Regions from separate parts of the Homo sapiens genome. Here region 1 is linked to region 2. The links are chromatin contacts, found by Hi-C or POLR2A ChIA-PET in ENCODE. All regions are on one chromosome and are shown on one strand. The core of a region is the stretch at or near the end of the contact, and the rest is flanking DNA. Distances in the headings are between cores, read along the strand shown. Region 1 has its middle 38 kb from the start of THBS2. Region 2 holds the start of THBS2-AS1 (THBS2 antisense RNA 1).

Region 1 (4,656 bases), core at 312-2,811, 80 kb before region 2:
GATGATGGCTACATTCATTATTTTGGTTGTGTTGATAGTTTCATAGATACACATATGCCAACATTAATCAAATTGTACAATATAAATATATGCTGATTATTTTATTTTCATCATACACCAATAAAGGTTTTAAAGTTAAAACCAAACAAAAGGTCAAATATTGTATAATTCAATTTATAAGAAAATCTAGCAAAGGAAAAATGAATGTATAGTGATCAATGGCAAATCAGTATTTTCTTGGGGCCAAGTCTGTCAGGGAGTTTGGCAGTGGGGCACGTGAGCATGTCTGGGTGATGAAATGCTCTGTATCTTGATGGTGGTGGTGATAATTCTGCATATCATTTGTCAAAACTCATTGACTATACACATAAAATATATGCATTACACAGTAGGTCAATTATACCTCGACATATTCCATTAAAACTATCAAGTCCAGAGCAGGGTGCAGTGGCTTATGCCTGTAATCCCAGCACTTTGGGAGACTGAGGCGGGTGATCACTTGAAGTCAGGAGTTCAAAACCAGCCTGGCCAACATGGTGAAACCCCGTCTCTATGAAAAACACAAAAAAATTAGCCGGGCATGGTGGTGTCACCTGTAATCCCAGCTATTTGGGAGGCTGAGGCAGGAGAATCACTTGAACCCAGGAGGCAGAAGTTGCAGTGAGCCGAGATCATGCCATTGCACTCCAGCCTGAGTGACAAGAGTGAGAGTCCATCTCAAATATATATATACACACACATATATATATATACAAATATACATATATATACACAAAGTCCATTTCTTACACGTGGATTCTTTGAGTTATTTTTAGGAAAGATACAGATTTAAACAGCCACCATGGAGAGTAGCATTGAGAGTTCAAAAGATGAGAAAAGGGAATTAGAGCTTGAGCTGATGCTATTTCTTTGACTTAAGAATCATTCACACATTGGAGTATATCTGGGTGATTATGAAATATATCTGTACTGAGGAAATTTTTGTAGAATGTTTGAAATCGTGGAACTCTTCTGTTTTGTTTTCATGTAAGGAAACTTCACCTTAGAAATGGTGTTGACATCAGTGCAAAAATTATTTAAACTGTAAGAAATTCATGAGAGCAAAGAATATGTTTTGTTCTGGGATTTTGACTTCAATCCACCTAATTCTAATTATTATCCTGCAATAAAGGAATAAAATCATCTGATTTAGTCATATTTATACAATGTTCTTATTGGTAACTCCTTTGAAGGTTTTAATCATTTTTAGTAGTTGTTTGGTAATAAAGCCCCCCTTTTAAAGTTTAAATGTCAAACTTAGATGTCAGATGAGTAACGTAAAATGTTTGAGCACATACAATGGCCGTGTGTAATATCCGGAAGCATCTTATCAGACTTTTCTCAATGGACTTGTATCCTGAGAGGCTAAGGATGGTTTTAATTACTTGTTGAAGAACACAAGTCTATAAAATATTAAACTATGATGAAATGGAAAGAATATTTTGAGGCAGCTACAGACAAAACCCTGCCTGTCAAGAAGATGAAAGCCTGGAGATGAGTCACCTAGCAGAGGGAGATTGGATCATATTTCCTGAGTGAGGAGATCGCTTCCACAAGGCTGATTGCACAACCAGGATGGCCTCTTGCTGCAGGGTGCCGGGGGCTGGGGGTGAGCTCTGGGTCAACACCACTGAGGCAGAGTGGGCCTGTGAGATGTCCTGGTACAAAGGCCTCCGCTCTCCATGCTTCTGCAGGGCCCGCGCTCCCAGACGCAATCTCTGGGGCAAATACCTTGCTCCTGAGGATGGCATCTAAATCTAAAAATGTTGTGTAAATATGAATGAGCTCATGGGGTGCAATCCCTCTGATACACAATGTTTTCACAGCACAGGGTGATCACTGAAGCTGGAGTGTACTGAGAAGCGTGTTACTGATTTTTAGCTTTGCAGGGGATAAACGGTTTAAATGAGGAAGTGAAAGGCTATGAAAAGGAAAGAAGACTTTTCATCACCATCATGCAATGAATTCCTGCTTTAAATGCCTTGTCCCCACTCCAAGCACAGCAATGAGACCGACCACATGGGATAAAATGAGTGTCATAGGATAAAATGACACAAAGGTAAGCAGTCAGAGCGGGCTTTGCACTTCCACAATAAAACCTAAACACGGGGGAGGCGCCCCTGCCAGTGACAGGGGTGTCAGAGGCCCTGGGAGCCATGGCTTCTGCTGTCCCGGCCTCACACAAGGTCAGTGGTAAATCCAGAAGACAAAGTGTGGGCTCAGAAGACGAGAGGATGAGGGCGAGTCAGTACTGAAGGGACAGTGGTCATGTTCTCATGTTGATTAAACATTTTCAGCACTTTTTAAATCATATTCTTAGATGCCCTCAGCTAAACCTTTGCCCCCCACAGTCTGAATAAACTATTCCGCATGATTCTCACTGGGCCCGCCTTCAGGGAGTGCCCTAGCACAGGGCAGGGTTAATAATTCCTGGGACACAATTCCTGCCAGGGTCAGAAGTCACCAGCCCTGGTTTTATGAAAATGCAAGGTGGCCACAGTCTGAGAGGAATGTGGGCCCATAGCTGAGCCATGACGCTGAAGGACCAGTGCAGAGCCTGGCCAGGAGTGACATGCATGTTAGCAAAGAACCAGAAGTTCTTCCCAAAGTGGGAGCAAGAGGGTATCGTGATGTGATCATCTTCGTAATAGAAGGGCAGCATGCGGGGTTGGAAAGAGGGGTGGACGTTTGTTAGATAATGAGGAGGTAAGTTTAGAAAATTAAACGTAAACAAGACATTGAAGATGAACGGGTAAGCAGGGCAGCAATTAGGAAATGAATAGACTGATGGCCCAGTCCCTATATCAGACAAGGAAGGAAGCAGCTTGATGTATCATAGCAGGTGCCGAGGTTTGGAGAACGTAGGGTATTGTGAAGTGCAGAGAAGGGGCACTCAGTGGCTTGAATGTCTGTATTCCCATGAAATCCAGGTGTTGGAAGCCCCTCTTTCCAGGGGGATGGCATTAGGAGGTGGGACGTTCAGGAGGTGATGACGTCATGATGATGGAACCCAATGAACGGGATCAGTGCATTTATAAGAGTCCCAGAGAGCTCCTCTGCCCTTTCTGCCATGCGAGGATGCACACAGAGGTTACCATCTATGAACAAGGAAGCCGCCCAGACGCCGAGTCTACTGGCACCTTGATCTTGAAATTCCCAGCCAGCTTCCAGAACTGTGAGGAACACATTTTTGTTGTTTAGGAGCCACCCAATCTATGGTATTTTGTGATAGCAGCCAGAGGGATGAAGACAGGCACTTGTACCCATCTTTCGGAACAGGGAGGCGCTTCCTAGAGGAATTTGCAGTAAGCTGAGTCTTGAAGGCCAAGACAGTGGAAACCAGATGAGTGGGCCTGGGAGTGGGGAAGAGGCTCAAGGGGGAGGGAGCCGCACAGCACAGAAGAAAGACCAGAGAGGTTGCAGCTCAGCAAGTCAATTCATGCGCCGAGGACACAGGCACTCAAGTTGGTGGTGGCAGGTTGTAAAGATTCTTAAGCGTTCTTCTAAGAAAGCTCTTGTTCATCTGTTGGCCAATGAACAGCCACTCGAGGTTTAAAGAACCAAATAGACCAGATCTATGCTCAATGAAACCTGTTTTTGAATGATATGTATATTCTGGTAGTTGTGTGGTAGGGAAGAGAAACAGATGATTTACATAAATTCACTGAAACGAACTTGAAAGCAACCCAGATCATGGAGGGCTGGGATGAAAATCCCACACGAGCTGTGTGGCCTTCGGCAAGTTCCTCCAGTTCCCATCCTTCCCGCTCTTCCCTGCGACATGCCGATAGACAATAATGCTATGAAACAACTCCCGGCCCTCACAAGACTTTTTTTAAATTTAACTTTTGTTTTTTTAAGTTGAGGGGCACACGTGCAGGTTTGTTCTATCGGTACACTTGTGCCATGGGGGTTTGTTGTGCAGGTTATTTTGTCATCCAAGTGTTAAGCCGAGTACCCATTAGTCTCCTGGGCATCAGAGAAGGCTGGGGGTTGTTTTCAAGGAGTTATTTTCTATCAGGATGATGTGGCAGAACCCAGTAATGGTGCAAGCTCTGCTTGGTTTAGGGAAGGAAATAACTCATACAGAAATCTGTGGCTTGGAAAACGCAAGCCCAAGGGCCTGACCAGAAGGAATGAGGAGAGCTGGTTGGTGGAGGCGGTTTGGACAGGAGGTGGGCTAGCCAGGAATATGATACTTTGTACAGCAGAGCCTGGGATGCCGGAGGGAATTCAACCACGGGCTACTTATGCCGTCCAAGATTTCTCTTCCTTTGGAAGATAAACATGTTGGAACTGTGTTAAAGAGTCTTTTAAATCAAATATGTAATGAATAACAGCTCTGTTCTCGCTTTATCTCTGCAGAGCCTTGAGTCATGGGTATATCAGAACACCTGTGGATCAGAATGAAATGGCATGTGCTGTTGTAACTGGTTTTATGCATTCTGGATTCGTGTCCCTTCGCACCTGCTTACCCCCAGCGTTTACTCCACGTGTAATCACTTGCTCAATGACTCAGCCCTAAACAGCGGAAGAGAACGGCTTTGTCCATCTCAGTCCAGGGTGTGCTCAGCCCCTAGAACCGCGGGAGGCACATGCTTGGGCTGTGCTCTATGT
Region 2 (4,115 bases), core at 1,310-3,809:
CTTTTTTAAAAAGAACTAGCAGGGTTTCTACCGGGGTGGGGGAAAGGGGTAGAAGGAATTGGCATTTTGCTTCCTGTCATGTAAGTAGGCCTGTGGTGTGATCACGGGCTATCTCCTCGCAAGTCACAGGTTAAAATGCAGGCTGAAGGGCCTGGTGGAGAAGGAAGCCCTGCTTGACACAGGTCTCTGTTCTGCTGAGCCTCCCAGCACGGTGTGGGATACAACCATTTAGCAATTCATCTCTCCTGCCTCTGCTCATTGTCAAACGAGGGAACAGAACTTCGTAGGGAATTTGGCAAACATGATTGAAATGATTCCGAAAAAGGCAACAGCACACGGGACCCTCTCCCTAATACGAGCTGTTCTTCCCTCTTGACTCATTCTTCTGAGTCAGGTGGAGGGAAGTAGCGGACCCCAGAGGAAGGGCCCATTTCCAACCACAGCACTGCCTAAAAATGGGCCGATCGGGCTCACCAGTTGGAGGAGGCAATGGCAGCAGCACAGAACGCTGGGGTTTCTTTAGCAGCTCCAGCTGCTCTTGTTGGGATTTCTGAATATTATGCAGGCAGACACAGAGAAGAAAAACAGGGAGAGAGGGAGAGAGGGCATCCAGAGAGAAAGGGGAAGAGAGGGAGGGAGAGAGGGAGAGAGGGCATCCAGAGAGAAAGGGGAAGAGAGGGAGGGAGAGAGGGAGAGAGGGCATCCAGAGAGAAAGGGGAAGAGAGGGAGGGATGGGGGAGAGAGAAAGAGACAAAGAGACAGAGGGAAAGAGGGGGAGTTGGGGGAGGGAGGAAAAGAGAGCAAGATGAATAAAAACAAGTATACTTGGCTGAAACACGCTGGAGTGAGTCAGACAGTGAAGCAATAAGATATAGGAAAGGCCGTCTGAGGCAACGGGCTGTGAACTGAAGGCCCTGGCTTTGAGTTGTGAAATGAGTGAGTTTTAGTTCATCAATATGGAGGAAAAAGCTAGACCTACATGTGTAAAAAGAAAAGTTTAGAAACAAAATAATGATGGCAGTGATAGTGGCTGGTCTATGGACAGCTACTGGAGGAAGCTCAATGTACATTTTACTCATGAAACAAAAAATACATATAATATGTTGAATAAGGATGCTTAGAAGTCAGGCATTAAAATGAGATACATTTCTCCTGCATTCAGGTTTTGCTGTCATTTATCGAAAAGTTGAGGTTTCCTGACAATCATGTTCCCTGTCGATGGCCTTAGCCACATCAGAATGGTTGTCTCCCAGGATTAATGTGTGGTGCCTTTGTGAGCTCACCTGGGAGGAAGGTGTCCCTGGACCTCGATGACTCCGTGCGAGCACCTGCCCTGTGGCCCTCCATCTCCCTTCTGCGAATCGCTGCCAGCACACCACGGGAGCTCCGCACCTTCCACCGTGGACCGGGAGGGCCGTCGTTCTAGACGCTGATGCTGCTGCTCACAGGGAAAGGTTCGGCCCAGGCCCACGCTCTGAGAGTTGTCTGTACAAGGCTCAACCAACTCGCCCTCAGGGCAGGCACAGGCCTTGGTCGTGTGGAACGAGTCGGTGGGTGAAATAACACATCTTCACTCCCAAGTATCCAAGCGTGGGATCTGTGATTGCCGGGAGGAGAGAAGCCTTCATACCGTGACCAACTCACTGGCTGCTGCGTGTCCCAGCTATAGGCTACATGGGGGCAGAGGGCTCCTTCCGTCATTCCTGGAGGACCAAAATCTTAGGCCAGCTTTGCTCAGTCTGCGTTTCACAAAGTGATGCTTTTGACCATGGAGCAAGTGGTGCCTAGGCCTTGAGGAACGCAGGTGTGGGGTGATCCAGGAGCTGCCACTCCAGCTCCACGGCCACAGCCCTGTGGGCTGCCAATGCCCAAATGGGAGGGCCCTGCTGAGGGCTATCACCCACACGAGGCCCTTAGCCCAGGGCAGGTACCTGCACTGATGCTTCCCACCCTCTTAGTAAAGTCCTTCTGGAGCCACCAGCCTGGGGGCCCAGGGGAGGGGCTGAAGCAAGCTGGGACACTCCTGCTTCGCCCGGGTGTCAGCCCTGTGCCCAGGGGAGTGAGCTGCGGGCCCAGAGCAGCTTGCGGCCCACGCAGCCGGCGTTAGCCTTGGGGACCACGTGGGCATTTGTGAGAGAGGTCCGGGCCCGTGCCCCCCACCCCGTGCAGTCCCACAGGGGCCCCTGACTCACCCTTCCCCAGCCCTTGCTCAGCGGTCCGGCCCCTCTGGCTCCCCTGAGTCTGCGCTTGGCCCCTTGCGGGTGGGGTGAGCGCGGAGCCTCGGCTGTCCCTGCCTCGTGGCCCACCCAGGGCGCCCGCCGCCCCTGCAGCAGTAGCAGGACCTACTGCCAGCTTCTCAGTTCCTGTCTCGGCCTTTTTCAGGCCGTTGAAGACTTTTGCCACTTTTCTGACTTTTTTTTTTTTTTTTTTTTTACCACATAAGGGCTTTTTCAACCCCAAAGCACATCAAATGCAGGATGGGAAGTGATATTCGACTTTCCGGCCTCCAGCGCACACCCCTGACGCGCGCGGACTGCAGGGCTTGGGTCGGGGCGTCCCTGGGAAGCTCAGCCGGTTCAGCCCCGGCGAGCCCCGCCCGCGCGCGTCCCCGAGAGCCGGAGGCCCCGCCGAGCGCATGCCCAGCCCTCCCTGCGCGCCTGCGCCCTCCCTGCGCCCTCTCCTGGGCCCTGACTGTGCTTGAATGACAGCTTCACTGCAGGGTAACCCGGAACCTTCAAAAGGCCGATTCTGCAAACAAAATGGTGTAGAAAGAGGAAGAAAGCATTAGTGCAACAAAACTCGATTGCGCTTCGTTTTATGTACGATTTATTTACTTTTAAAATATTTTTTCTGTTTTTAGATTTATTTTTCTACTGAAAAATTGTTTAGTTATCTTGAGGTGGGACAGAATTCTTCATACGACTTTTCCCATTTAAAAATGTAATTATTTTTAAATATGGCTTTAGGAATAAATTACAGTTGTTAAAATGGAGATACATATTATTTATATTTATGTATTGATTATTGAATGGTATATACGCAAGCAACATACACGTGACTATACATATGCATCATGAATACACAAACCTCCCTTGTCTCAGGCCATACTTATTCTGGATTTTAAAGAAGTGGAAAAGTTGGCAAAGTGTCAGAGAACAAGATCAACACATGGAAATCAGTTGTGCGTCTGTATACCAGACAGAAACAATTTAAAACGGAAGTTAAAAGTACAATACCATTTGCAATAACATACAAAACAATAAAATACCTCGTAATAAATGTAACTTGGGAGGCAGAAGACTTGTACTATGAAAACAGAAAAACAATGCCAAAATAAATTAAAACCTATATAAATGGAAAGACACCCTCGTGTATAGTTTGGAAGATTTAATTCTAATTCATTATAATATCTGTAGTATTCTTGGGTTATATGTGATATTTTGATATCTGTTTAAAATGTGTAATGATAAAGTTAGGGTAATTGGGATACCCATGACCTCATACATTTTTATTCTCTGTATTGAGAACATTACAATTCTTCTAGCTATTTTGATATGTACAATAAACTATTAAGCATAATTTTCCTACTATACTGCATGTGATAGCTCATTCCTTCTGACTGTATTTTTGTACTCCTTAACCAGCTCCCCTTCATCTTCCTCTCCACCATTCCACCCCAGCATCTGGCATCCGCCATCCTGCTCTCAACATCCACAAGACCCACTGTTTTAGCTCCCACATATGAATGAGAACATGCAATATTTGTCTTTCTGTGTCATGCTTATTTTACATAACAGAATGATCTTCAGATCTATCCATCCTGCTGCAAATGACAGGATTTAATTCCTTTTTATGGCTGACTAGTATTCCATTGTGTGCATATACAATATTTTCTTTGTCCTTTCGCCTATTGATGAACACTTAGGTTGATTCGATGTCTTGGCTATTGTGAGTAGTGTTGTAATAAACATGAGAGGGCCGATGTCTCTTTGATATACTGATTTCCTTTCTGTCAGATGCATACCCAGCAGTAAGATTGCTGGACTATACCAAACGTAGTTCTAGTTTAGTTTTTTGAGGAACCCCCATACTGTTTTCCCTAGTGGGTGTACTAC

What was found. A loop is a pair of places that touch in the nucleus more often than their neighbours do. ChIA-PET counts read pairs that join two places held with the same protein, here RNA polymerase II (POLR2A). Pooled maps may share reads with other maps.
Region 1: a loop to region 2 is called in a map of mammary epithelial cell, with 8 times the contacts of the local background. The contact joins the enhancer-like site here to the promoter of THBS2-AS1 in region 2. A Hi-C loop is called at or near these places in 3 of 168 maps with a recorded cell type or tissue (CD14-positive monocyte, Calu3 and mammary epithelial cell) and 3 of 50 pooled maps. POLR2A ChIA-PET finds 5 or more read pairs at or near these places in 4 of 52 experiments (A549, AG04449, SK-N-SH and 1 more).

Annotation. Positions count from the first base shown.
Region 1 is chr6:169,289,721-169,294,376 of GRCh38, reverse strand. No RefSeq gene overlaps it. Among named protein-coding and RNA genes, the nearest start is that of THBS2, 38 kb to the right of the region's middle. RefSeq lists a silencer at 1,487-1,687. Within about 2 kb of position 1,561, at least 9 of the 41 ENCODE cell types and tissues checked have a DNase peak (open chromatin) inside an H3K27ac peak, as active enhancers do; they include CD14-positive monocyte and mammary epithelial cell, where a contact is called at or near this core.
Region 2 is chr6:169,211,656-169,215,770 of GRCh38, reverse strand. THBS2-AS1 (THBS2 antisense RNA 1) reads right to left here and starts at 2,559. Exons shown (of 3, transcript NR_134621.1): 1 at 2,193-2,559; 2 at 1,284-1,597. RefSeq lists a silencer at 2,471-2,820.